2 separate regions of the Homo sapiens genome follow, and region 2 is linked to region 1. The links are chromatin loops, found by intact Hi-C in ENCODE. Cell type or tissue: transverse colon. All regions are shown on one strand. Each heading gives the region's core, and the rest is flanking DNA. Links, peaks and the distances in the headings are about the cores only. Region 1 overlaps LRIG1 (leucine rich repeats and immunoglobulin like domains 1). Region 2 overlaps SLC25A26 (solute carrier family 25 member 26).

The links. A loop is a pair of places that touch in the nucleus more often than their neighbours do. Peaks named below come from ENCODE experiments on the same cell type or tissue, not always from the same donor. Only the 100,000 strongest peaks of a DNase experiment are listed, where the experiment ranks them.
Region 2: a loop joins it to region 1, with 13 times the contacts of the local background. A loop is called at or near these places in 1 of 110 quality-filtered maps.

What each region holds. Positions count from the first base shown.
Region 1 is chr3:66,422,059-66,437,420 of GRCh38, reverse strand. All of the region lies in intron 3 of LRIG1 (leucine rich repeats and immunoglobulin like domains 1), which reads left to right. Among named protein-coding and RNA genes, the nearest start is that of LRIG1, 71 kb to the left of the region's middle. RefSeq lists enhancers at 526-1,115, 1,116-1,706, 14,939-15,362. In transverse colon, for the core only: no CTCF peak of the experiment used is centred there; no DNase peak of the experiment used is centred there; H3K27ac peaks cover 2,129 bases.
Region 2 is chr3:66,353,857-66,368,309 of GRCh38, reverse strand. SLC25A26 (solute carrier family 25 member 26) reads right to left here. Exons shown (of 10, transcript NM_001379210.1): 7 at 5,381-5,450. Among named protein-coding and RNA genes, the nearest start is that of LRIG1, 140 kb to the left of the region's middle. In transverse colon, for the core only: no CTCF peak of the experiment used is centred there; no DNase peak of the experiment used is centred there.

The DNA of each region.
Region 1 (15,362 bases), core at 5,304-7,803:
CCATGTGAGAGGCCGCCTGGCCCAGAGGTGGACAGGGCTTGCCCCCAGGGCTCATTATTGGGGTTTGAGTCCTGGTTCTGCCATGTTCTAGCAGCAGCTTTTCAAGCCTCTGTTTGCTTAGATGAGAAATTGCTCTTACCTTACCACAGATGTGTCAAAAAAGGGCTCTCCCAGTCTCTGCTCGCTTGTTTGAGGGGCCAGCAGGTGGTTTGGGAAAGGCTTTCTGTGAAGCGAAGGTGGAGAGTCACTGCAGATCCCTGCAGGCGTCCAGCCCATGCTGGGAGATGCCACCCGTTCCCCACTGCAGAGACGGAAGGAAAATGAGGGAGGTGCAGCAGGCTGCGTAAAAGATGACATTAAGGAGTGCCTGGATTCTAGAGGTGCCAGTAGATGGCATTGAGGGGGAAAAGAGTGCTCTGTGTTCAGAAAGTTCAGAAAACCCAGAGTTGAAGGTGAGCACCTTTCTTTCCTGCAGAACATTTCAGAGCCTTTAGTGCTTGATGTTCCCTTTGAGTCTCCAAGGACAAGCAGAGATCTTCCTAAGATCATTTCATCATAGCTCTATTATGTTTTCATTTTCTTTCAGAGGTAGGAAGGGAGATTTTGGGAGCATGAGAGGTGCTGACCTAGAGAATGATAAAATCCACTCCTCACGTTCCCCTGGCAGTAGAGAGTGCTGCTTCCCTGTCTCTAAATGCACATCCATGAAGTTTAGACTTCGCTACCACAGGCATATATTCCCCCCTCCTCTTCAGTTCTTCCTGTGCAGGCTTGTCACAGTTTGGCTTCATTTGGAGGCTGGCACCAGACCCCCGGGCTCTGCGTTGTATGTCTTTTGACCTCAAATGAGGGGGAGAGACGTGGTGTTTCCCACAGATAGTGAGTAGTGAGCCACCTGGAATACTTGTTCTGTGGGATGTTAATGGTCGTTTCATGAAAAGGATTTTGTGGTCATGTAAGTTTAGCAAATGCCAAAGCAAGCCGAGTGAAAGGTGTTGTTATCATCTCTCCTAAGCCGCTTTTCTTTGCTGACCTGCTGAGGGAGTCTGCAAGAGGCGGGGGAGGAAATGCCCCTTCCTGAGCTTGCCTGCACCCAGCACCCTTTCCATGGAACACCTCCCAAGGCCAGTATACGAAGGATGATGCTTTGGGAGTGTGGTGTCTGGCAACCTGCGTCTGCCACTTTCTGGGCATGCACGTCTGGCACGTCTTCCTTGGCCAAGTAGTGCTGGAAGAAGACACAGGGCTGGATGACAACCCCTGATGCCAGGCAAGGGCCACGCTAGCTGTCCTCAGCTTTATCAGCAACACCCTTGTCTCTAGGAGTCCCAGCCCTCAGCCCTTTCCTAAATGATGGGAAGTAATTAAACAGTTCATGCATATCCCTACATTTCAGAAATCACACAGAGCCCAGTGGTAGTTGGTGCTTGGCTCTGAGACCTCAGTCATACTGTGTAAGTTTCTGCTGGTTTGAAGGATGGCTGGAGACTAGTAAAGTAGCAGGAAGGCTGATTCCACTGGGAACTCCCCCAGACTTTCCATCTGATTCCACCGTGAATGCCATGACACTTTTGTATTGTTGTTTTAATGATACTTAGGGATAATTGTTGATTCACATGCAGTTGTAAAAAAAAAAAAAGTAATATGGGGAGATCCCTCACGTACCCTTAAACCCAGTTTCTCCCAATGGTGACATCTTGTACAGCTTTTCATAACCAGGATATTGACATCGATGCAGTCAGAATGCAGAATATTTGTATCATTGCAAGGATCTCTCCCCTTTATGGCCACAGTCATTTACTTCTTGCCCTCACACCCTTGGTTGTCTTTTGTTTTCTTTTTGAGACAGAGTCTTGCTCTGCCATCCAGGCTAGAGTGCAGTGGTGTGACCTTGGCTCACTGCAACCTCAGTCTTCCAGGTTTACGTGATTCTTCTGCCTCAGCCTCCCAAATACCTGGGATTACAGGTATGCACCACCACACCTGGCTAATTCTTGTATTTTTGTTTTTTGTTTTTTGTTTTTAGTAGAGATGGGGTTTCACCCTGTTGGGAAGGCTGGTCTCAAACTCCTGACCTCAAGTGATCTGCCTGCCTCGGCCTCCCAAAGTGCTGGGATTACAGGCTTGACCCACCATGCCTAGCCCCCCCTGGTTGACTTCTAATGTGTTCTCCAAATTTGTAGTTTTTTCATTTAGAGTTTTATATAATGGAATAATAAAGTATGGATAACCTTTTGGGATTGGCTTTTTTCACTCAGCGTAATTCCCTGGAGGTTCATCTAGGTTATTGTATGTGTCGTTCCATTCCTTTTTAATCACAGAGTTGTATTCCATAATATGGATGTGCCGTACTTTAACCATTCACCCGATGAAGGACATCTAGAATGTTTCCAGTTTGGGGCTGCTTTTAAAAAATACTGCTATGAACATTTGTGTTTGGGTTTCTTTTGTGTGTGTGAACATAAATTTTCACTTCTCTGGGATAAATGCCCAGGAGTGCAATTGACAGGTCATATGGGAGTTGCATGTTTAGTTTTTTTAAGAAACCGTCAGACTCTTCCAGAATGGCCATACCATTTGACATTTCTACCGGCAGTGTATAGGCAATTCCGTTTCTCCACATTATGGCCAGCATTTGGTGGTGTGTTTTTTTTTTTTTTTTTTTAATTTTTTTGAGACAGAGTCTCGCTCTGTTGCTCAGGCTGGAGTGCAGTGGCATGATTTCTGCTCACTGCAACCTCTGCCTCCTGGGTTCAAGTGATTCTTATGCCTCAGCCTCCCCAGAAGCTGGGATTGCAGGCTTACGCCACCAGGCCTGGCTAATTTTTGTATTTTTAGTAGAGACAGGGTTTCGCCATGTTGGTCAGGCTGGTCTTGAACTCCTGACCTCAAATGATCCACCCGCCTCAGCCTCCCAAAGTACTGGGATTACAGGTGTGAGCTACCGCGCCTGACCGTGGTGTTGTATTTTTTTAATTTCAGCCATTCTGATAGGTGTGCAGTGATAGCTCATTATGGTTTTCATTTTTATTTGCATGATGACCAATGATGTTAAGCATCTTTTCATTTGCTTGTTTGCCACCTGTAGATTCTTTTTGGTAAAATGTCCATTCATGCCTTTTGCCCATTTTCTAATTGGATTTTTTGGTTGTTTTTTGTTGTTGTTTTGCTCTTGAGTTTTGTGAGATGTTTGTATAGTCTGGATATATATTCTGGATACCAGTTCTTTGTTAGATATGTGATTTGTAAATACTTTCTCTCAATCTGTAGCTTGTCTTTTCATCTTAGCAGAGTCTTTCACTGAACAAACATTTTTAATTGTGATAAAGCCTAATAAGTGTTAAGTTTTCCTTTTATGGATTGTGCTTTTAGCGTCAGGTCTAAGAATTTTACCTGTAGATCCCAAAGATTTTCTCTTGTGTTTTCTCTTAAAAGATCTGTAGTTTTATGTTTTGCATGTAAGTTCATGATGACATGTTTTTAAAAGCCTGAAATAGGGAAGAAACTTGAAGCTTGTGGTTCCACAAAAGAAACAGCAAGAATTGCTTCTCATAGGACCCCAGCATGGACAAGGCACGGGTTGAGATGGTTCTGGGGTACAGAGAAGGGGTGCTGCAGACAGTGCCACTTTGGTGTTGTAACAAATCATTTTTGGGGTGGGTGAGGAAGGGCTGCGTTAAAGGGCCAACTCCTCAATCCCACCCATACCCATCCTTAACCCTCCCGGAGCACTGTCAGGTCATATGCTGAAGGCTTGAGAAATTGCGTGGTAAGAGATATTGTAAATCGTATGATTGGGAGATCAAAGTCTTTCAGTTGGGGCAGGAAGCAGGCCTGGTTTTATTTTTAAAGGCACATCAGTGGTATCCCTCCCCAGAGGAGGAGAGGATCTTGTCTTAGAGGCTGCAGCCAAGTGCTGAAACAGCTTCCTCCTTTGCCTGGAACTGCAGAGCTGTCAGGAAGCTGGCATGTGAATCTCAGGGAATGTGCCAGTGGCCAGTAGAGGTGAGGGGCCCATGTGTAACCTCAGAGGGAGCTTTAGCGCTGCAGCACCCACAGTCCCCTCTCTGTCTTCATAGCCGCAGGCTGTCTGGTCTGGCTTACTGTGCCACTGTCACTCCAGAGAGCGGCACAGCCTGGAGTCAGAGGATACCTATGCTTGCATCTTGGTTAGCTGGGTGACTTCATACCAGGGTCTTAACCTCTCTGATTCTGGAGTAGGTGGTGGCTTCTCTGGCGTGGTGGTAAGCAATGAGCGAACAAGTTTCTTTTGTTCCCTGGAGAGTGCTCAGTTCTGTGCCTTTATACTTACTGCCTGAGGAAATAAGAGCCACTCTCACCCACCTGTTTAGGATGGGGACATGGCCGCTGACCACTCCAGTCATCCTAAATATAAATAGAGGTGGTCTGGCTGGGCCCTCTGGCAATGCTGTGTTGACATGCTGTGGGCTGAGGGCCTGGAAGCCTACGTGTGGGTGTGGGCCCCTGGCAGGACTGGGGATGAACAGTGGCTTGCGACAGGACATTCCCCTTCTTGTTCCCTCTGTATCTGCAGAGTCAGGTCCTGCCTCTGCTCCAGTCACATGGTGTGGCCCCAGTGTAGGGTTATCCCTGTCCCTGGTGGATGCCGAGAAGAGGTGGGAGGTATGGGGTGCTATCAAGAGAAGCTGTCTTCCTCAGGTTTCTTCTGCCCGCTTCCCTGGTGAGGCAGTTCCACATCCTGACTAGGAGTGTGGGATATGGATTCCTGTTCCGGGCTCCAGTCCCAACTGCACTGCTTACTGCTGTGTAACCTTCAGCAAGTGAGTTGACCTTTCCGTGCCTTAGCATCCCCATCTGTAAAATGGGGACGGTAATAGTGGCCGCCTCTGGGGTTGTCATGAAGATTAAATGAGGGAAGATGTTAAGAGCGAAGCCAGCGCCTAGCTACTGGTAAGCACTAACAAAATGTTAGATTTGTTCCCACTGTTCCTGCCATTATGGCTACTCCTGCCACCCCTTCTACTGGAAAGAAAATGCAGTGTGACTCCTCCATAGCTAAGCATCAAGGGCAAGCTCCCTGGACATCCATGGCCCTGTGCAGCATTGGAACCACTTCCTGGAGGCCGCAGAAGCACCAGGGCTCCATTCCAGACTCCGGCTACAAAGGCCCTTTGAAGTTTGCACCACCTGGAGCAGGCTTTTGTGCCATGAGAGTGTCGGGGGCAGGGGGTTCAGGAGGAGGTTCTGTGTGGAAAACCCTCCTTTGTGCCTGGTGGACTGGTGGTGGAATGCTCAGGCCACCCTGGGCTGTACCAACCCTACACAGCTCTCCACCACACTTCTTAGTCTGCTCTGCACTTAAGGATTAGGTCCCAAAGTTCATTGTCTACGTTTTCATTAACTGCTTTGTAAATATAAATTTAATGTCACATAATTGACAGGCAGTATGCAAAATGGGGTGGGGATTCCATTATCATCGTACTGTGAGAACAACATCCTGTATTCCCTATCTTTTTTTCTACGTGTATCTTCTAGAGAGGGACAGTCATGTGAATTGGTGGGCTGTGTGCCCTGCTTTTGGTTTAGCATGGTGGCATGGACAGTCTCCAGGTGTGTGAGTGCTGCAGACCGCTTTGCCCAAGGCTGAGATGGAAGGGTGGCTGTGAGAAGGAGGTTCATTCTGCTCCCTTTGGGAATTTGGCGTGAGGTCAGCATGTTTCTCAACAGTGGTTCCATTTTTTCAGGTCCTAGTTGGTGAGGTCAGAGGAACAGAAACCACAATAGCTCATGTCAGAGCTCATTGGTCTTGGACTCCTGGGTGACCCCCTCCCCCAGTTGCTGACCAGTCCCTGTGGAACTTGGGCAGAGGAGGTCCTTGCTGTGTGAAGTGCAGTATCTCCATCATTTCACACCCCTGGGCTCGGGACTTCCCACCTCACCCTAGTTGGCGGAGCCTTCTTTGGAAGAAAACCATGCATGGCAGCCTCCTGATACCCTCCAACGTGGGTAGTGCGGACGCTTCTTGGTTAAAATTTCTGGGGTTAGTCCCTGGCCTTAAGGGACACTCTCATCACCTCATTCTTGATCGTTGCCATCTCACCTTTTCTGCTTTTCTTGTCCAGAAACAGTTGCTCAGCCCCTGGAGTCTGGTTGAATCCATGTCTCTCATTCTGTGTCCTGGTTTTCTTACCTCCTTCCCTCAAGGGGCAGAGCTGAACAGGCAGGGACACATGTGCCCTGACAATTGTAATGAAGTATGTTTAGCCTTCTTCTCAAAGGGAAATCAGAGGGGTTCAGTTCAGCTGTGCCGTACCCGGGATCCACGGTTGTGCCGGGCTTGCTGGCTCCACATGACACAGCTTGATAGCCCGGTGCTCTGCCAACTTTCAGGGTGGGGCCTGTGCTCTACGAGGGCTGAGAGCTTGTGGCGGGGTCTCGGTGTGGTGGAGGGAACACCATCAGTGTGCTGGGGTGTGGGGTAGCAGGTCACCAGGGAAAGGAAAACAAAGGGGGAAGAAAATAGGGATGTATTGATACATTTGGGGGAAAACACAGCCCTGAGAGAGAAGCAAGTGTCTATGTTGGCCCTGAGCAAAAGCGATAAATACGTTTGGCTCTTCTGACCCAGAGGTGGGCATATGTGGCTGGGAATTCTGGTGGAAGTGGCTCATTGTCCATCTCTGGCCCAACTTGAGCCTGGTTTTTCATCTCTTAGCCCAACCTGGTACTGCTTTGCCATGCCCAGATGCCAAGACAGCTGACCTCCGTGTGGACATGGAACTAACTCCTCAAGCCCCTTAGAAGTCACTGCCCATGTTAGGATGGCATAGCCTTTCTCCCTGGGAATGTGATCCATATGTGGCTTGTACAGCTTCCTCGGGTCAGCAGTGTCCACGTGGAACTCCCAGGGGAGGCGTGTGGATGGGGACCTCAGGCAGGGCCGAGCTGTGGCTAGAAGTGAGTGAGGGAGAGATTGTTGGCCAGCCTTGGATAAGCATAATTGTCTCAACATTGCAAGCCAGTGAGGGCCAGTGTTTGGGGTTCAATTGAATGTGGGAAATGCGTAAGTAACCCCCACCCCGTGCTATTTGAAAATCGAAAATCCATCGTATTCGACATTTGCTTTTAAATAGGTCTGTCAGCTTCCCTACCTTTTTTAAAAAAGTTAACTCCACGTTGTGTCTTAAATTTTTTTCTTTTTAAAAGTTTTTAATTGGATGGTTGGTCCTGCCTCAGTGTTTTTTTTTTGTTGTTGTTGTTGTTGTTTTGTTTTGTTTTTCCTGAGTAATGTTCCTTGGTTCAGGTTTGTTGTGGTGAATGTAAGACATTGAACTAAAGTTGTAATTTGTTTGTTTATTCAACAAATATTGATTGAGTACCTTTTAAGTTCTAAGCGTTATTCTGGGGGCTAAGGCTATAGCAGTCAATACGATAGACTAAAAATTCCTAGCCGGTGTGCGGTTTATATTCTACCCAGTCGAGACTGCAGGACTACTTAATACTTTAGGAGGTTTTGTTTTGTTTTGTTTTTAATTAATGGACTTTTATAGCAGTTGTAAGTTTACAGAAATGGAGTGGAAAGTACGGAGAGTTCCCATATGCCCCCGCCATCTCTTCTCTCTCCCCCTCACACACACACACACACACACACCCACCCTGTTTCCCCTATTGTTAACATCTTGCATTAGTGTGGTACATTTGTTACAACTGATGAGTCAATATCGATCCATTATTACTAAAGTTTATAGTTTACATTAGAGTTCAGTCTTGGTTCTGACAAATGTATAATCACATGTGCCCACCATTACAGTGTCATACAGAATAGCTTCACTGACCTAAAAATCTCCTGTGCTGAACCTGCTCATCTCTCTCTACCCAGCCTCTGGCAGTTAAATATTGTTACTGTCTCCATAGTTTTGCCTTTCTCAGAATGTCATACATTTGGAATCATACAATTGGTAGTCTTTTCAGATGGGCATCTTTTACTCAACAATGTGTATTTCCTTAGGAGTTTTGCTGCTGCTCTTGTTTATTTGTGCATCTTAAATGCAGAACATTCTGATAGTTTGGATTGGGTCCTGGGTCATTCATGAGTTGGGTCACTCTAGACTTCACAGAACAGTGGTGGCCAGCTGTTGATCGTACCTAGATTTTTTCGTTTCAGGGATCCGGGGCTTTCAGTTCAATGGGTGTAAGTTGATGGGTGGGAGAACCAAATGGGATCTGCTGTAGCAAGGTCCCTGGGGTTAGGTAGTCTCATGGGGATGGGACATTGGGTCGTCTTTGCAAGGAGTTAATGGAAGCTGTTTGTTGAAGACCCAAAGGGGAGGGTGACCCTAAAGGAAGTGAACGGGTTGGGAGGTTGGTTGACACAGCCCAGTCCTGCCTTTGGAGAGGTTGACCCTGCCTGGCGGAGGCTGTTTATCCCGCCACTGGGCTGCTCTTGTTTTTTATCCAGTCTCCACCTGAATAAACAGATCTGGAACGTCATCTGCAGCCAGGCTGAGAATCTGCCAAAATTCCCCAGGGAACTGGTGATTCACCAGCAGCAGGGGAAGAGAGAGGGAACAAGCAAGAGAGAGAGACCTGCTTATTCTGATTCTCATTTCCTGTCCAGCAAATAACCCAGGCTGGGCTGTTTCTTACGAGACAGCAGTTCTTTGAGTAAATGATCAATTTCTGCAATAGAACAAATGATTTTGATTTTAATTTTTAAGAAGATGGATGTAAAGCAGGCTAGAGGGAAATGGTTTCAACTGTCATTCTGAGAAGGGAGACTTTTATTCAAGTTGGATTAGGAAAGCTCTTCCGCATTCACTTGTTCTTGAAAAATGTCTCATCTTAATTTTCAAGTTCTGTATGGGCATTGGTCCTGGCACAAGTGCATTATCGTAAGCTGTGGACTTTAGCATCAACATTATTTCTTGCCAATTTTGAGACTTAGAATTATTCTTTTTTTTTTGTGATCATTAGGCCCTCACTTATTTTAAAAAATTCTACTGGACACCTGAAGAAGATTAGATTGAGCTTGGCCATGTTCGGTGGCCCCAGGCTATATTCCTAATGTGTTTTTTGGGGAGGGGTCAGAAAGGGGACATATGAGGGCAGTGGCATCTGAGAATGTGGTCAAATGAAGCAGCATGAAACAGGGCACTTGGAGCTAATGGTTTTCAGATTCATTTCAACCCTGGGGGACTTGATTTAAAAGAAAACTACCAGTGTCTGCTAAGGCCAGACATATGCAAGCTCAATGACCTGAGTAGCAATTCCATGCCTGGACATTGCACGCCTGCCAAAAATGCATGCAGACATGCACCAGAAAGCAAGTGCAGAAGACAAGTCCGTGTTCATAGCTGTGATTTTTGCAATAGCCTGAATTGGAAATAACTCAATGTCCGTCAACAATAGAAAGAAAAAATAAATTGCTGTATGTTCTGTCAATAGAAATATCGTACAGTGATAGAAAAGAATTAACTACTGCTAATGCAGCAACCCAGATGGATCTCATAAACAATGTTGAGTGGAAGTAGCCAAATAAAAAAGGGTATGTACAGAACAGTTTTGTGTCTGTACAGCACAGAAATAGGCAGAATTAATTGTGGGTGGTAGAAATTAGAGGTTTCCTTTGGGAGGAATAACAACCAGGAGACAGGAGGAGGGAGGCTTCTGGGTGCGGAAATTTTTCTCTACATTTTGTAAAAATCCTTTATATTTCAATAAAAATGTTTACAAACAAAACAACTGCCAGCATTTGGCCATATGGCCTGTCTGATAGTGCTGCAATTTTAAAAAAAATTTTTTTAAGAGATGAGGGTCTCACTGTGTTGCCCAGGCTGGTCTCGAACTCCTGGCCGCAAGCAGTCCTTCTACTGTTGGCTCCCAAAGTGTTGGGATTACAGGCCAGAGTCACTGTGCCCAGCCTGTGTCTTCTGACAAGGAGAAATCATCACCTTCATGTGTGTTTTTGAAATGGTTAATGTTTTTTGGCATTTGCAGTCATAAAGTACACCTCCTTAGGTAGGCATCAGGGCTGGTGTGCCCTGTACTAAGTTTCATCTTCCGTCAGTAATATGAGGGTCTCAGATAGTCTCACATTGTGTGGATTCCAGGTGTGATATGTTGTTAAGATACACTGTAGCCTCAGAAGGCATATGTGAATGTGTGCACGCCTTCATTCATTTTGATTATTTTGAGTGCGTGCTGTATGTGGGTGGTGACAGTGAGTGTGTGATGCAGAGCCTTGGTAAGAATTCCAGTGCAGCACCATGATGGGCAGAGTGCTGCAGGGTGTGGAGTTTGATGAAACCTGTCTGCCAGGATCACTTTGTTGGGGTAATGGGGGCCGGGGGTGTTAGATTTTTTTTCCCCCCAGTCTAGGGCTAGATTATGTGAAACTTATTTTCTAACCGGAGGTTCAGGCGAAGCAAAGAGCTATTATGTGGATTTCGCTTATTCATTAAGTAAGACGTGTTAAGATTTGATCTTGAAGTAAAACTGTGGTAGATTTGCCATTTCGGTGAGAGTCCACACTCAGATAGTTGACTGTGGACTTTGTGAATCACTGTAATTGTCTGGAAGGGCGGAAGGGCACAGCTTCTTAGATCTTAGGGATGGAGAGCTGGCCAGCTTCAGTATGTTTCAGACTAATTGGCGGAACTGAAACGAGGAAGGATATAGGATATACAGTGTGGATTTCTGTCTTCTGTAAAGTAACCCTGTTTGCCCATCTATCTTCACTGGCTCCAGTAAGGAACCTGGTTGATCTCTTGAGGAACATAACAGTGGTAGAGAGACTTATGTTCCATTTCACTTTCTGAAGAGGTAGAAAAGACATTGGCAGAAAAGACTGTGATTAGTGATGTCTGACATGGGCACTGGAGGGACAATGGGAAAGTTTTCTCTCTGCAGTTAAGAGGTATTTCCTTATTTTGCAGGTGGTTAAACGAGGTAGAGAAAGAGTGATTTATACATGGTTCCAAAATTGCATGACAGCAAGAATTAGAGTCTGGGTCTCTGCACCCCAAGAAACACAAACTGGTTGCCATAGGGTTGACAGGGTCAGCACACCACAGACAGTGGTCCCAATCCTGGCCCACTGCTTGTTTTTGTAAATAAAGTTTTATTGGAACATAGCCACACTCATTCATTTACATATTGTCTGGCTGCTTTTACATTATAACAGCAGAACTGAGTGGTCATGACAGAGACAGTATGACCCACAAAGCCTAAAAATTTACCATCTGGCCCAATGTAGAATAAGTTTGCTGGCCCCTGGTGTAGAAAATAGGTGCATAATTTCAGGGGTCAGAAATTACCCACTTGACCCACCTTGTCCCAACTGCCTTTGATCTCCTTGCCCTTTCTTCCTGGCTGTTATCTGTGACATGAGATCTTTTCCACCACTAACGGGAATACCTTGTAAACCAGGCTTTCACAGAACTGTAGTGGAACAATCACTTATGAGAAAAAGTTTTAAATGTTGGTTTCAAATGCCTCCATCTGTTTCACTGTCTAATTTAACATCAGCTCTGAAAATGTAGCCAACTGGGGAGAGCTTATCTTGCCTGCTTTCCGCCTTTGAAGACTGATTTTATTTTTGAAGCCTTTAACAGGTGTTGGTTTAATAGACTTCTGCTGTATTAAGTTCTCCTCGCTCCAGAGGGCAGCCCAAGGGGTAAACTGACACTGTGGATGGAGGCGAATGCCACGTGACCTGGCCACCACACACTTCCCCCGGTCCCCATAAGTGCAGAATCACTGGTTTTGTCTGGTTGCAGAGAAAGGCTGCGCTGTTCCTTTGATGAGGCCAATAAGAACTGTTCCTAGCACAACACTGTCCTCTTGCCTTGCACCATCCTCACCCTTTTTTGTAAACTTAAGTGGATCCCTTTGCAGCTTACCTTCCCTAACAATAAAGATACTCCTTCCTCCCTCGATGGCAGATCTTTCAAGATCTCAAAGAAACTGCCCTTTTCTTTCCATCCAGAACATTCAAAGTAAAAACTTGAGCTTTATCTGCCTTATTTGCTGAGATTCTGTCACATGAAGTCCTGTGCACATTTGCTTCTCACACAGGACTCTGGGAAGCTTGTATGAGAGCTGGGCCACCTGGCCGAGGCCAAGCTACGTAGAACAGGCTGAGTTGACTGAGAAATGGCCAGCTAATGTTCAGATTTAGCCAAGCTTTGGAAGTTTATGGGTGGAATCTGGGCCAGTGCCCTTAAAGTTCTGCCAGGAGAGCCTCTCGGACGGGCTAGATAGGGTCATGCTTCCCTGGGCTTGCATCCCGGCTCCTCTTGCTTCCCAGCTGTGTGACCTTGGGCAAGCTCCAGCAGACTTCTGAGCCTCAATTTCTTCAATTGCCTAAGTATAGATGCTTCTCAACTGACAATGGAGTTATGTCCAGATAAACCCATCCTAAGTTGAAAATATCATTAAGCAAAAAATGCATTTAATACCTCTAACCTCCTGAATACCACAACCTAGCCTAGTCTACCTTAAATGTGCTCAGAACACTCATATTAGTCCACAGTTGGGCAGAATCATCTAACACAAAGCCCATTTTATAATAAAGTTTTGAATATCTCCTATAATTTATTGAACACTGAGTGGAAAACAGAATGGTTTTATGGGTACTTGAAGTACAATTTCTATTGAATGTGTATAGCTTTTGCACCATTGTGAAGTCCAGAAATCGTTAAGCTGAACCATCGTAAGTCAGGGGCTGCCTATAAAGATAATAGTACCTACCTTGTTAGATTGCTGTGTGATGGCATTGATGCTTTGCCCAGGATCTACTGTGTATATAATAGGTGTTCATTAATTGGTCAGCTGTTGAGAGGCAATAAAAAGAGGTATGGATCTTCTTGGGAACTGTGCAGTTAGTTATGTTAAAGGAGTGAAAATGATGACCACTTGGGTTTGCATGTGGAATTGAAAACATGGATAGTTTCCTGAAGGTGGAATGCCGGGTTGAGCGAGGGCAGCAGACACGTTTCCATGGCATCAACTCTCAGGCAGGAGGTGGGAAGGCTTCCCTGCAGGGGTTTGAATGCCAGCTGTTTACTCTAACCTTCATGGGGGGGAGACCTAGAGAGGGTATCTTAGACCAGCAGGCTACCTCTGGAATGGTGGGGTTGGTGGGGTTTGGTGGGCTTGGGTCAGGGACGTGGCCTCAGTTCCACTTGCTGTGGGAGTGGGGGTGGGGGGTGTCATCCAGATGCTGGGGAATCTGTCAGATGTCTAGCCACCCTGAATCCTGCAGAAGTTGCAGTCTGGGATTTGCTTTGAAACGTGGGGTCTTCCCAGTGGCTGGGTTTGACACTCTCCAGCTGGAGCAGGCTTCTTTTATGCTTGAAGTTAAGAGTGAGAGCTCTGAGTCAGCCCTTCGTTCCTGAGAGGGGAGCCAGAGCTGCTTGTTTGCACTGAAATATGTCAGAAGAGTAGACAAGAACCAGTCATTAATTTTATTCTTTTTTCCAGAGCACCTCCTACAGACTAGATCCTTAGCCTGGCTCTGATGACACAAGCATGACTACTAAAAACAAGAACTCATTTTATTGAGCAGTTGTTACGTGTCAGGTCATATCAGCCCATGGGGCATATGAACTTCACACATCACTTTACAGAGGGGCTCTTCTGAGGTTCACACCTGTGAGTGGGATAGCTGGGATTTGAACCTGGGCAGGAAGACACTCAAGGCATATTGTTCCACAGTGCTGTGCCATGTTCCACAGCAGGAAGAACTCCACATGTGCCTTGGAGACCATGGACAGGACTTACTTGGGAGACACAAGAATCATCATTTGAGATTTAGACAGAGGAGTGCTGTGAACTGAGTCACATTTTGTTTTAATTTGTTTCTTTTGAGATGGAGTTTTGCTCTTGTTGCCCAGGCTGGAGTGCGGTGGCGTGATCTTGGCTCACTACAACCTCTGCCTCCCAGGTTCAAGCAATTCTCCTGCCTCAGCCTCCCGAGTAGCTGGGATTACAGGCATGCGCCACCATGCCCGGCTAATTTTTTATTTTTAGTAGAGACAGGGTTGCTCCATGTTGGTCAGGCTGGTCTCAAAACTCCTGACCTAAGGTGATCCGCCCACCTCAGCCTCCTAAAGTGCTGGGATTACAGGCGTGAGCCACCGTGCCTGGCCTTGTTTTAATTTTAAATTGTGGTAAAGTACACATAACATAAAATTTACCATCTGAAGTATTTTTTAAAATGTGGAGTTCAATGGTGTTAAATGCATTTATGTTGTGCAACCAGTCTCCAGAACTTTTTTCCATCTTGCAAAACTAAAACTTCATACCTATTTGATATGGTTTGGCTGGGATGATGTCTACCCAGATCTCATCTTGAATTGTAACTCCTACAATTCCCATGTGTCATGGGAGGGACCCAGTGGCAGGTGATTGAATTATGAGGGTGGGTCCTTCCTGTGCTGTTCTCATAATAGTGAATGAGTCTCACAAGATCTGATGGTTTTAAAAACTGGAGTTTCCCTGCACAAACTCTCTTTTTGCCTGCTGCCATCCATGTAAGATGTGATTTGTTCCTCCTCGCCTTCTGCCATGATTGTGAGGCCTCTCCAGCCAGGTGGAACTGTGTGTCCAATTAAATCTCTTTCTTTTGTAAATTGCCCAGTCTTTGTGTCTTTATCAGCAGCGTGAAAAATAACTAAGACAGTAAATTGGTACCAGTAGAGTGGGACATTGCTGAAAACATACCTGAAAATGTGGAAGTGACTTTGGAACTGGATAACAGGCAGAGGTTGGAGCACTTTGGAGGGCTCAGAAGGCAGGAAGATGTGGGAAAGTTTGGAACTTCCTAGAGACTTGTTGAATGGCTTTGACAAGAATGCTGATAGTGACATGAACAATAATGTCCAGGCTGAGGTGGTCTCAGATGGAAATGAGGAATTGTTGGGAACTAGAGCAAAGGTGACTCTTGTTATGCTTTAGCAAAGAGACTGGCAGCATTTTGCCCCTGCCCTAGAGATTTGTGGAACTTTGAACTTGAGAGAGATGATTTAGGGTATCTGATGGAATAAATTTCTAAGCAGTAAAGCATTAAAGATGTGACTTGGGTGCTGTTAAAGGCATTCAGTTTCAAAAGGGAAACAGAACATAAAAGTTTGGAAAATTTGCAGCCTGACAATGCAATAGAAAAGAAAATCCCATTTTCTGAGGAGAAATTCAAGCTGGCTGCAGGAATTTGCATAAGTAATGAGGAGCTGAATGTTAATCACCAAGACAATGGGGAATATGTCTCCAGGGCATGTCAGAGATGTTTGCGGCAGCCCCTCCCATCACAGGCCTGGAGGCCTAGGAGGAAAAAGTGGTTTCGTGGGGCAGGCTCAGGGTCCCTGTGCTGTGTGCAGCCT
Region 2 (14,453 bases), core at 47-2,546, 64 kb after region 1:
CCTACAGAGACAGAAATAATAAAAATCCTAAAAGGCATTACAAAGATTCAGCTTCCATGAGCTAGGGGTAAAGAGGCAGTGTTATAAGGGCAACAGGACACCCGTGTGTGAAGGATACTCCAGAAATAGCACTACTTTCCTTCTCGCTTTTGTGGCTTGTGGACAAGAAGGTCATCTGATCTCTGCCAAATATCTAATTATGATGCTGAAATAAGATTATACCAAGCCTCCTCCATATGGTAACACTGATTATGACACTGACTTTTTGAAAGGTGTACCTATTTATGCCCTCATGGTCCATTTCTGGTTACCCCTGAATGTCACACACCTTAGGGGTAATACTATCAACTGACATGAATATTTGAATCCCCTTGGGTTTAGCCATTTCAAATTATGACTATGTAAAACTCTTCATCTCCTATCCAGAGGTTGTCTGAAATTCAGAGACTTGCTAAGCTTTGTGTCTTTTAAATTTTTGTGGACTTGGTCTTGAAATCCTACTCTTTTAACCATATATTCTGCCCTGGAAAAGTAAATATACTTTTAGTTACATAACAGGATCCATGAACACTATCTGTCTCTCTCTCTCTCTCTCTCTCTCTGTGTCTGTCTGTCTGTCTGTCTGTCTATCTATCTATCTCCCCCAAGAAAGGAAGAAAAGGAAAAAAGACACAAGACACAAAGGCAACAAACTTTACTATCCCAAACTTCCCATACACCAAAATAACAGATTTGGTTTTGTTTCCCTTACCAGCAGCACGGTCTAGCCTGAAAGAACCCTTCTTTGGAGTTGGAAAGACCAACGCTTAAATCCCAGTTCTACCAGGTGTCTAGCCTTAGGTAATTACTTATTCTGTGGCTGAAGTACCTTATGAGCTAGGAACTCTTACATCCCCATGCTACAGGTGAGGAAACTGAGGCTTATGGAGGCTAAAAACTTGAAGATTTTACTTAGTGCAGAGCTGAGACGGGATCTAAAGCCTGTACTGACTCTGGAACTGGGACTCTTACCCACTGGTCTCCTAGTGGCCTCAGTTTTCTGATCTGTAAAATGCAGATAGTAGTATGACACAGGAATTAAATGGGCCTACGCAACATGTTTGGAACAGCATCTGGCTCACAGCAGTAATCACAAAATAATTAACTCTTTCCTTGGTGGCCAGAGCTAATGAGTGCTTTTTCTTCGTATCTTTAGACCAGCACACTCACAGCAGGCACTCGAAAACGCTTAATCGGTACCCTGGTCTATAGTTTTTATAAACTGAAAATTTCAACTCATCCTCTAAAAGGCAGGGAAAGGTAAAGGTAGGAGCTAATATCTGCAGTGCTTACTTCGTATCTGGCATGCCAGGAATGCACTAGGCACTTTCATTGATTATTTGATCTCATTTGCATAGGTGTTACTATTCTCATTTTACAACCAACTTACTTGCCCAGGCCACACAGCTGGTGCGGGACCTGGGACTGTCACATGTATGATGACTCCAAAAGTAATGCTCGTTCCACTACATAATGACTTTGATATATAAGACAAATTAAAATTTGTCCAATTGTTAAACCCACTTTCGTATGTGAAAATGTTCACAAACGATCCTAAACCAATTAAAAAGACCTAAAGGTTGATAAGGAACATCTAATAAATTTAGTTACTGCAAATCAAACTTATTTTGGCCATTAGCAAAGATTTACCATTCCTTTAGTGGGGATGCCTACCAATATTCTCTTGGAGATTTAGGTTTCATGAAAGTAATATGAAGAAAAGTTACAGACAGAAACATGTATGCTTCAATAGGTCCTAACTTTACTACCATGAGAGAAGTTGTATTTTATGTGTTACTAATAGACCAATTTGCCTGTCTTCAACTATCAAAGATTTCTCTAATTCACAGACCTCACAATGCTTTTGTAAGGCTGTAAGGAGGACTTGTGAAGATAATAGAATAGAATAATGGTCATAACGGGGAAGGGCTGGGGGCCAGGACTTTCAGTTAAAATGTAGTTATTTTCTACGTTTTATTTAAGGGCACTGTAAGCTACTGGTAATAAATACAAGGAACAGTCTAACATATGAGACAGGAAATAATTATTTGGTACAGCAATTACAGGCTGCTTTTGTGTTCAAAGCATCTGTGAAACAGTTTTCTATGGTCTCCACTGGAGTTAGGTTTGTACTGAATGTTAGGCTAACTGCTTTCGAGGACAGGATTCAGGAGAAACTAAAATTTTATGATAAAACTATTATCTCCTATTTCCTTGGGGAACAAATGCAGATTCCCTAACTGCCCCTGCCCCAACACCCATAAAGACAAAGTAGCCACCTTCCTACAATAAGGCTGGAGCTGTCACCTCTAAGCAGTGGCTGAGAATGTGGGGGCAGCAGTGGGGAAGTGCCCGAACCCACCCCTGGGCAACCTTGCTGCCATTCATTGCTCCTCCAGACCCTACGTTGCCCCTGATTAGTCTGGAAGGGAGAAGAGCACCACCATACCCCTCTTATGTGCGTGACCTCCAGTGAAGTGTGCAGATGTGGAAGACTTCCCCATCAACAAGAAGGAAAGTGTTTTTTGTTTGTATTTTAATAGAGATTGTGTCAGGCCTTCTCATTTGTTACCCAAATAATCCCTCACCCTGTTCTCGAATTTCAAACCCATGGAGAGATCGCAATCAATGTCTCTTTCCCTGCCTCTTTCTCCCCCACCCTCTTCTCTCCTAGAGAATGTACAGAGGTGTTTATTATGAGAAACTAATCAAAATATACTAGAGTACCAAATACCACTATAGTAGCAAATGTCATAATTACTTAGGCTGCATTATGGTTTATGTTTAGAAGTTAACTCGAAGCAAGGAAGTTGCAAAGTCCTTTTATCCCCCTAGTTTCACCCCGACCAGAAGCCAAGGGAATTTCTGTGCATGACAAGCCATCAACACCTCCAAGATCACGGGACATTTTTGGATATTTGCGCCAAGTAGTTTACAAAACAAGCATGAACAAGAAAGAGTGCCAAGGATGGCACACAGAATGGTTCATCTGCAATGATTTAGCCAATTTAAACTTGGAAAAGCACATGGGGATGAGAAATCTGATTTCTGATTTGAGGGCAAGTTTCATCACTGCTTTTATGGCCATGTAAGGGTAAAGTCTGCAAGTGCAGCGTGTATTTTAAAGGGACTTCACAAGACATCCTTCATCTCTATATGCTGTAAGGCACCATGTTGCAACTCTTACAGAATCTCACTTTTTCACAAATGGGAATATTTTCAAGTGATGTTTATCCTTCAGAAATGCCTTAAAATAGTAACCTCCTCTGGATCAACAGTTGTACCAAATAAAATTTCAAAATAAGGGATATAAATAAGCAATCTATTTATCTTTTGCTAAATATATGTGGTTCTACTGACAACAGATTTTTTGCAGGCCTTGGACAAACTCCTTCACTTATCAGAACTTCAGCAGAAAAAAATAAGATGCTTATATTGGAGGCATTTTAAAATTTACGAGCTATTAGAGGAGACTGTTGTGTACAGTAACTTTATTGATATGACATTCCTTCACTCAATCAAGAAGATGAATTACTGTGAAAGTAGGTTTTCATTTTCTGGATGTTAGTTGTTCTTATTGAAATAGTAGTAATTCCTTACATCGACTCGGTTTTGCAGAGTACAGAGTACTGACCATACATTATCTCAAGCCCTGAAGTAATCCCCTAAGGTAGGAATTGTTGCTTCTACATTACAGGTAAGGAAACTGGCACTCAGGAGGGTCCCAAAGTCTCATTCCTGAGTTGGGGAGCAAAAAGAGACTTCAGAATCCTGTAAGTCACACAGCTCAGCCTGTGCTAGATGTGTAGCCGTGGGCACCTCGCTCCCTTTCTCCATACCCCAGCATCACTGGAGCACCGGCTGTGCTGCCACACTCCCCAGGTGAGTCACCTTAACTGAAAGGGCCTGGATGGTAGGATCCTACCACATAGATAGAGGATGTCTGATAGGAAGTTCCCTTCTCTCACTCCTTCTGACAGTACAAGTGCTTAGTGTCTATTACAGAGTATTATTCTGAAAAGGAAACTGTAATTAATGCAAATTTCCTTAATAGTAACAATGTCTCTGCAAGCAAATCTTTGAATTGGGTATTCAAGGAATAGGACCAGAGAATATGTTCTTATTTCAACACATGGAAGTTTTATAGTATTGCTAACTTTAAAAAGTAGCCTTACTTATCCAGGATGACTTAATTTCCATAATGCGCTCATTTTGTCCCCAGGGCCCAGGAGAGTGTCTACAAAAATGCACATCTCTCTTAGGGACTGGGGAATAATGACTCCTGACCTCTGGAAAATGAATCAAGACCACCTACTTATTTAACACAGCTAATGACTATGTGTCATGTGGAAACGATCATCATCATAATCAATCTGGATTGGTTTCATGTCTACAGGCAAAATTCTTATTGTTGATTATCAATTCTACAAGTCAAATGAGTCTATTAATAAAGAGTACTATAAAATGAACATTTTGTTTTCTCAATCACGACAACAACAACAAAAATGACCATTAAACAAATTGCAAAATAATTATTTTCCAATAAAGTTAACACCCTAAACCTCCCCTACTGGCTTCACATCTCAACTAAAAGTTTCCTTTTCTGGCAAATTTCCATTGTATTTCAACTATAATTCTAATTTAACGTTGTAACAACAAAATATACTTCTCTCTTAGGCTTTTAAACATATCACTTATTAAGCTCTTTAAAGCATTTGAGTTCTCGTTAAAGCCTCACTTGAAAATTCATATGACTTAGTGATGGATAACACGGTATTGCATATTGTCACCTCGCTCTTGCTTTAATGTCTCGAAAATGCCCAGATGTGTAGATCTCCATACTTCCTACACAGAACAGTTTACCCTTCAGTAAGTTATGGAGGAGCCTCTGCTCTCCTGACACTAGTTAATCTACAGTGCTGTCAAACATGTCACACAAACCGTGAATCATGGCCTTCTGCAGAAATCGCTTAAACCCCCTAAGCACTGCCCAAGGCAGACAGCTGCATGGTGAGCCCTGCACCCACAGCAAGTCTCTTCCCACAGAGGACTTTATAAATCATCTTTAAGGTAATTCCAGGGCCTGAGTGAAGGCTTTAATAAAGATAAAAAGAAAAAGAAAAATTTGTCAAAAACAAATTGGTTGTCTTTCAGGCAGACACCTTTTTAGCAGTTTTTTTTTTTTTTTCCCCTCTAAGACACGTTCTTTTCTCAAACAACTAGTGGAGCGCTCTTCATCTAAACAACCTGGAATGTCTAAAGAATGTTGTTTTTGCATAGTTAATATTTTCACATTTTTCCCCCTCTTTGGTCTTTCCCAGTATAATATAATCCTTTGCACCTGCAAAAGCTCCACAGACTGCTGACTGCCAAGAATCCACCACATGATCCTGCCTCCAGGACCAGAGGGCCTGTGTTTAAGGAGAAAGAAAAATACAAGTTATTAAATATTTGAATTTATCGGAACCTCCTGTGGGTTAGCTCTGGGGATGGGAACTTAAGTGAGAAGCTATTTTGGTGGCATTCTTTACTGATGACATAAGTGACTTTCCCAAAGACTTAACAGCTTTCTAAAATAAGTCACAGAAATGAGAGTGACAGCTACATTAGAGTGCTCAAAGTAAACAATTTTCAGAGAATACATATGTGTGTGTGCACGCACACAAAACATCATCGCCACAATTCAGATAGTGAACTGACTCATGACCCACAAGTTTTCTTGTATCCCTATGTAACCCCTCCTTCCTGTCCTTCCTCACTATCCCCCAAGCAATCTGATCTGTCATTCTAGATTAGTATGCCTTTCCCAGAATGTTATATCATTGTAATCACATATTTTTTTTAAATCCAACTTCTTTTATTCAGAATTATTTCGTGATTCACCCACGTCATGCAGATATCAACAGTTGCCTTCTTCTTCATTAGTAATATTCTGTTGTATGGATATACCGTGATTTACGCATTTACCTGTTGATGGACATTTGGGATTTTTCCAGTTTGGGGCTATTACAAATAAAGCCACCATGAACATTTGTATACAGGTCTTTATATGTATACATGCTTTCATTTCTCTTGGGGAAATACCTAGCGGTGAAATCACTAGATCACATGGGAGTTATATGTTTAACTTTTTAAGAACTGCCAAACTGTTTTCCAAAGCGATTGTACCATTTTACATTCCCTTGAGTTCTGGTTTCTCCACATCTTTCCCAATACTTGTTATCATCACCATTTTAAAATTTTAATCATTCTAGCAAGTGTGTTGCAGTATTTCTTTCTTTCTTTCTTCTTTTTTTTTGAGACAGACTCGCTCTGTCACCCAGGCTGGAGTGCTGGAGTACAGTGGTGCAATCTTGGCTCACTGCAACCTCCAGCTCCTGGGTTCATATGATTCTCCTGCCTCAGCCTCCTGAGTAGCTGCGACTACAGGCGCCTGCCAACACGCCCGGCTAATTTTTGTATTTTTAGTCCTAGACACGGGGTTTCACCATGTTGGCCAGGCTGGTGTCGAACTCCTGACCTCAAGCGATCCACCCGCCTCAGCCTCTCAAAGTGCTGGGATTACAGGTGTGAGCCACCGTGCCTTCATTGTGGTTTTAATTTGTATTTCCCTAATGATGTTGAGTTGCTTTTCATGTACTTATCTGCCATCCACAACATACTGTCTTTGGTGAAGTGTCTGTTCAAATATGTTGCACATTTGTACTGGGTTACCGTATCTCAATGACTGCATTTTAAGAGTTCTTTACATATTCTAGACATAGCTCACTTACAGATGTTTTCTTCTAGTCTTGCCTTTTCATTCTTTTAACAACATCTTTCATCATTCTTTTAACAGCATCTTTCAAAGAACCGAAGTTTTTAATTTTGATGAAGTCCAAATTATTCTTTTACAGATCTTGCTTTTGGTGTCACATCTAAGAAATCTTTGCCTAACTCAAAGTCACAAAGATTTTTTGATCCTGTGTTTTCTTCTAGAAATTTTATGCTTTCAGGTTTTACATTTGTATCTATCATCCATTTTGAGTTAATTTTTATATATGGTACAATATGTAGATTGAAGTTATTTGGTTTTGTTTTCACATATGGATATTCAGTTGTTCCAGTGACTGGGAAAGATAATCATTTCTCCAATGAACTGCCCTCTTGCTTTTGTCAAAAATCAATTGTCCACATATGTGTGGGTCTATTTCTGAACTCTCTATTATGTTCTCATCTATAGGCCTATCTTGATATCAATTCCATACTTTCTTCACTACTGTAACTTTATAATGAATCTTGAAACCAGGTAGTATTTGTCTTCCAAATTCTTTTTCAAAGTCCTTCTACCTATTCTAAATATTTTGCATTTCCATATGAATTTTGCAATCTGATTATCAATTCCTACGAAATAACCTGCTAAGACTGTGATTGGGAGGCACCAAACCCATGGATTATTTTGGAGAGAACCAGTTGTTAATGTTGAGGGGTTTTCTTCTCACAGGCATGGCATCCCTCTCCATTTGACTAAGGCCTTCTTTTGTTTCTCTCCACACTGTCTTAGTTTTCAGTATACAGGTCTTGCACTGGTTTTGTCAAATTTATCCTTAAGTAGTTCACATGTTTTGATGCTACTGCAAATCGCACTGTTTTTTAAATTTCAGTCTCTGGTTGTTCATTGCTAATATGCAGAAACTGAAACTGGTTATCAACACAATTGATTTTTGTACACTGATCTTGTATTCTGCAGCCTTGCTAAAGTTACCAACCTCATAGCTTTTTTTTTATAAAGCTCATCAAATTTTCGACATAGATGACCGTATCATCTGTGAATAAAGACAGTTGTACTTCTTCCTCTCCAATTAAGGTAACTTTTATTGTTTATTTTCATTTTTGCCTTACTGAATTGAGTAGGACCTTCAGAATAATGGTATGCATTGCAATAGTGACCACAAATATTAACAAAAAAGACCTCTTTAATATATTAATTTAAATGGTTAGAAAAGTATAATGACTTTCTGAGAGTGGTCTGACATTTTTAGGGATAATCAAATACACAGCAACTAAAAGAAGAACAGCAAAGTTCATTTTAATTTCCTACTCTGAATGCTTCTCCACTGACAACTATCTCTGGAAGGTTGTGAGGGTCACTGAGGGGATGAAGAAGATGCCATAGAAATTCATTAGGTACAAGACTCTGTTTACTCTGTCAACTTTCACAACTTCTCTTAAGTCAGACAGCTACTATGTTAACTATCTAACAAATTAAATATGTGACAGCGTGTGGTTTGAGGACCAACATTTCCCTCTATCCATACTAACGTGAATGATTCTCTGAAAGTGTATTAATTCAATTTACTGCACTGAGAGTGCAGCTATCAAATAGGTATTTATCACCTTACTTGTGAAAGCAGATAAGCTAAAAAAGAAAAGACTTATTAGAGACTGGTTTCTAAAGATAATATTGCCATTAAACAGAGTATCTGGTATATTTTCAGAAAATGCTCTAATGTTTGCAAATACATCTGTATGCTTTAATAGAAACCATTATTTTTTCCAGAGCTCCTAGAAGCACTGCAGAAAGAATAAGAAACAAGACAATGGAATCGCTTTTTCTTTACTTTTAAGGTGGCAAAGGGTGTATTTTATCAGGCTAATGCCAGTTTTAACACCAACATTTACTTCACCAACTTAGTAGAAAAGCAATGCAAAATATAAACTAGATTTCTGTTGATGACTAAAGGTCACTTTCAGTTAATCTACTTATATCTTTAAATGTTCCAAAGAGTAGAAGGCTACTCCAAATAGACTTGAAATGCTGGTAATAATGCTGAGTTTATAAGCAAAAGTAAATAACAGTAAGATGTGAATGTGATAAGAAATCAAAAATGTTATGCAAGTCATAAATTCAACAACTACTTACTAGGTGTCAGGTATTGTAGTCAAGAAAAGAAAAAGTAACAGTCCCTAGGTCTAATATTTGATGAAGGTATGGTGGGGGCAGAAGAGGATTATACAAGAGAGAAGTGAGGTGACAGAGAAAGCTTCACAGAGGTGCCTGTTATAATCTAGGGAGAAAAAAATTGGTTGCCAGGGGGCGAAAAAACACAATCCAAATAGACTCAGATGGCTGAAGACAACATTTAAAAACAGAATCTCCACAGATAAGTCTAACTTTCCACTATCACCTGGCCAGAATAATGAGCCTACAAAAAACACATAAAGAAATAATTTGGTATTTGACATGGATACTAATAAATATCTTAAAACAAACAAAAAATCTCTAGAAGACCCAAAACGTTTAAAGTGAGAAACTTCAGTGGCAAACACAAAGCATGACGTAAAGAATGACTGTAACAGCAACCACAATACACACTTCCATAGAACATACAGAACTTCCCACATTCCAGGTGTGAAGCACTTTACATACATCAGCTCATGTAATTCTCTCCAGAATCTTCCGACTTACATGTAATTTTTATTATCTTGTCATTTTATAGACAAAAACATTGTGGCTCACGCCTGTAATTCTAGCACTTTGGGAGGCCCGGATGGGAGGATCACTTGAGGCCAAGAGTTTGAGACTAGCCTAGTTAACACAGTGAGATCCCATCTCTAAGAAAAAAATTGTCTAAAGATGAGGCTCAAAGATGTTAAGTAACTCACAGATTAAACAGCGAGTAGGAAAGCTGGGATCTGGATGGGACACTCTGGTGTGGGCATGAAAACACATGGGTTTGGATCTATAGGATATAGTTGTCCTGGTAACACACAGATAAGCATTCATGAGACACTTTACTTCCACACGCAAATCACAATTTCTACCGGAATGACTTAAAATATCCAAGTGAATGAACAAACTATGTCAATGTCTGCAACAACTTGCTTAAATGAGTTTGAAATGATTTTTCTAAATGAGGAATTGTCTGAATACAGAACTTCAGAAATGTAATATTGAGACCAATCTAAAAAGAGTGTTATTTACAAATTATTCATTTGAGTGCAACCTTAAACTCATAAAACAACAATAATCAGAAAGTGACTCGTAAAAAATACATAAATTATGGAAATATTTTGAAATTACATATTTGCTCATCTATTTGGAGGGACAACAGAATTGTAATAAACAAAATACTCTAGCTGGAAGACATTACTCACAGGAAGACTATGTATTGATTATGACATTCACATAATTTTAGACTGGAATGTAGGATATAGTACAGGTAACAATATAAATTATTACTATTGACAATATTAGTTGGGATTTACTGACTACCTACAATGCTCTAGGCACTATGCTAAAGATTTTACATGTATAATCTCATTCAATGTTGAGAAGTATATTATTCTCCACAAAAACAGGTGAGGGGCAAGTTCTAGGAGATTTGCCTGAGGTCACATAGATAGTAAATGGGAAAACTGAGGCTGGTTCGTCCTGCAAATAGCAGTCTGTTTCCTCACTATCATATACAGCTCAACTTCTAGTCGAACTACATCATAATACACACGTTATTAAATATTTTGAAGTTAATACAATGAATTTAAATAATGTGGGTTTACAAAAGTTTTTTTTTTTTAAGAATCTGCCGAAAATTTTCTAAATTTCCATAATTTCTCAACCTAAATAAGTAATTTCATTGCCACAGAGGTCTAATGATCATTTCTGTCAAGGCGGATAAATGATTAGGGGAGGAGAGGGGCATTAAGGGGCCCGAATGTGAAGAAGCAGTATTGGAGTCTCAACTCACGGAGGAGGCTGTATACCAAAATAACAATAAGGAATTTAAAAAGCAAGGGGCCACATTTTCCCTGATGTTTGCTTATTTATCCCAATTCAATGTCCCATTTCCTTTTTCTGTTCAAATGTAAGTAACTTAAGAGACAGGATCTTGTTCTGTTACCCAGGCTGGAGTGCAGTGAAGTGATCACAGCCCACTGCAGCCTCCAACTTCTGCACTCAAGCGATCTTCCCGCCTCAGCCTCCTGAGTAACTGGGACTATGGGCAAGGGCCATCATGCCCGGCTAATTTATTTTATTTTTTTGAGGCAGCATCTTGCTATGTTTGCCCAGGGTAGTCTCAAACTCCTGATCTCAAGTGATCCTCCCACCCCAGCCTCCCAAGTAGCTGGAATTACAGTATAAATGAAATTTTCACATGAATCTATGGTTACATTAATGAGAAATATCAAGTTTAAGTAATGAGAACAGAAGTCAAAAATGTTCTTAGTTTCACTTCGGTAATTTTTCTTAAGTAAAGCTTCCTTAATACAGGTTGATTAGAAACCATGTCTACTAGGTTGTATGACACTTATTTTGAAATAATTTTAGATTTACAGAAGAGTTACAAAAATAGGAACATTCCACCGAGTGCAGCGGCTCGTGCCTATAATCCTAGCACTTGCTGGAGTCTGAGGTGGGAGGATCACTTGAGCCCAGGAGTTTGAGACCAGCCTGAGCAACACAGGGAGACCCTGTCTCTACAAAAAAATTTAAAAATTAGCCAGACGTGTTGGCACACCCCTGAGTCCCAGCTACTAGGGAGGCTGAGGCAGCAGGATTGCTTGAGCCTGGGAGGTTGAAGCTGCAGTTATCAGCGATCACACCACTGCAATCCAGCCTGGGTGACAGAGCAAGACCCTATCTCAAAAAATAATAATAATAAAGTTCCCACATATCCTTCACCCAGCTTCCATAGTATAATGATCAAAGCACAAGACTGAGATTGGTACAACACTATTAACTAAGCTACAGACCCTAGTTGAGTTTCACCATAATAACTATTGTTTAAAAGTAAGCAATTTTTAAACATCAGCTTGACTTTTTACATTAACAGTATTTGTATTATTCTTTAGGATACTCAGTGATACCACTACAAAAACAATCAGGTTGTAATTTCCCAAGTGATTCTTCACTTAATGCTAAAGGCCTATCAGAGGAAGAATAGCATGAAGTAGTTTGGCTCCCCGACCCCCACCCCAAGATAATAGCTATTAGCACCAGTAGTCATAGGCCAGAAAGCCAACACCAGGCACAATACTATGAAGTGGCTGGGAGTCCAACCCCAGACCAAGTGTCTTCTATTTAAAGTATAGCCTGAAGAGAAGGCTTTGTTTTTCACTTTTAAAAGACCCACCCAAATAAGCACTACTGTCTTATGAATAACACACTGAAAATAACTGTTTTGGCTCCAGTGAACAAATACTTACAACTTGGGACTTCTTTAGCTGCTCTATTCAAAAGCAGTTATATGGCTTCCAACCCTACAAGATGATGATATTTTACTATATGCTTTTTATACATGTAGTAAAATAAGTATGTGCACAGAATCATCTACTCAATTCCAAATTAGTAACATCACATGACAAAATTTAAGATAATGGAAAGGATAATGCTTAGTTTTTTCAAACCTAGGCTTGCTCTTGATATCATCCTCTGGGTAGGTCTCACTGCTGTGAGTTTACCACCAGAAGTTTATAACAGATTAAAGACAGGAGACAATGATTTTCGTGCACATACTTTCCATACTGTAGTTGATCAAGCTATTGTGTAGCTTTTGCACATATATTTTTAAAAACAAAGCAACAGCTGCCTATAATTTTATCATTCAATCAGATGAACCATCTCTCTGTGAAGTACTCACATACTACTATGTCTACAAAAGAGATTTCTGATAGCAAGTTCTGAAACTGAAAACAGTATCAAACATAACTGGGAACCACAATTTGGCTTTCATTCCGCCACACCATAGCTCTTGCAATACGAGCTAGTGGCTAAAAGGCTAAAATGAATTTTTCATATAGCACTACTTTTCATAATTAAAAATGGATATACCTAACTGATAATTAGGAATCCCTTATGGTATACAGGCTGACTTGGGTTATAAAGGCAGCTAGACTGAAACTGTTCTGGGATGTGCAAGCAGCATCAATTTTATATGCGTTGATGTGTACCTTGTTTTGGGCAATAATATATGTTGGCTGGTTGAGATATTTAGATATTTGCATTCTAGATAAGTCGGTAAAGATATTAAGAATTTATAAGAAAATCTTGAACTAATGATTGTGCTGGTAATTACAGGCAAAGACATTGATTATTCTTAAGCAAAAGCAAGATGGACTAAAATGCTGGGTTTGCTTAGTAATATTTAGGTTTTAGAGTTTATACAGTGATATTTTTGGAACTGACTGGGCTAGATTTTAGATATGTGGGGGGATATTTATTCTGACTGGGGGTTCTATGAGCTTTCTATCTGTGGTTCTTATTAGTTGTATTAGTCCATTTTCACATCGCTGATGAAGACATACTCAAGACTGGGCAATGTACAAAAGAAAGAGGTTTAATTGGACTTACAGTTTCATATGGCTGGGGAGGCCTCACAATTATGGCAGAAGGCAAGGAGGAGCAAGTCACATTTTATGTGGATGGCGGCAGGCAGAGAGAGACCTTGTGCAGGCAAACTCTTGTTTTTTAAAGCTATCAGATCTTGTGAGACTCATTCACTGTCATGAGAACAGTGCTGGAAAGATCTGCCCCCATAATTCAATCCCCTCCCACTGGGTTCCTCCCCGACACCAGATTCTCCCAGTCTCATGAAATGGTATAACTGCAGACCCTGAGCACTGAGCCTCTTCTAATTCTTGTTTATATTACTAAAAGTATCAGAGAAATTTGTTGTGGGTAGGGTGGTGGTAGACATTTTAACTACTATTAAAACAAGAATCAACAAGAAAAAATGCTATTTATTCTTGAACTTGAAAACATAGCTTTTATGTAGTACTGCACGTTTAAAATACTTATAAAACATAAAAGAGAGATCTAAGTAATTATTATATACATTGAACTATTGATATAAGTGAAGTGATAATGCATTGGTCCCTGATTTCTATGACAAAGCTATGATTTCATCTTAGAAAAGTATTAGCATAATGTTGCTGTCTTACAAAACCAAACTGATTTTATTTTCATTTTGCTTTAAATACTGCTTAGCTTAAAGATTACATCTCATCTAGCTATTGCTTTGTAACACCCTGTAGCTGTAAGCAAAACCACTCGGACCTGACAGTATTCTTAACAGTTCTCCACACTGCAATATAAACTGATGTCTCACACTAAGAAAATAGAAAAAAAAAAAAATGCATTCTCACAGGAAATTTTATCATATCCTTTCATAATATGCTTACTTTTGACTTAAAGCTTGATAAGAAAAGATCTGTATGGTTAAAAAGGGAAAACTCTTTATAGCTGTGAACATACCTTTAAAAGAATGTACAAATAAAACAGTTAACGTAGATACAGTTATCCAACTTTGCATTCAACTTGAAAAAGAATGCTAACCTTCAAACAATTAGCAAATAGTTACATAAACACCTGCTGTGTAAAAGACAGAACCATAAAGAATAAACAGAAGACATAGTTTCTTCCTCCAGTAAGCACC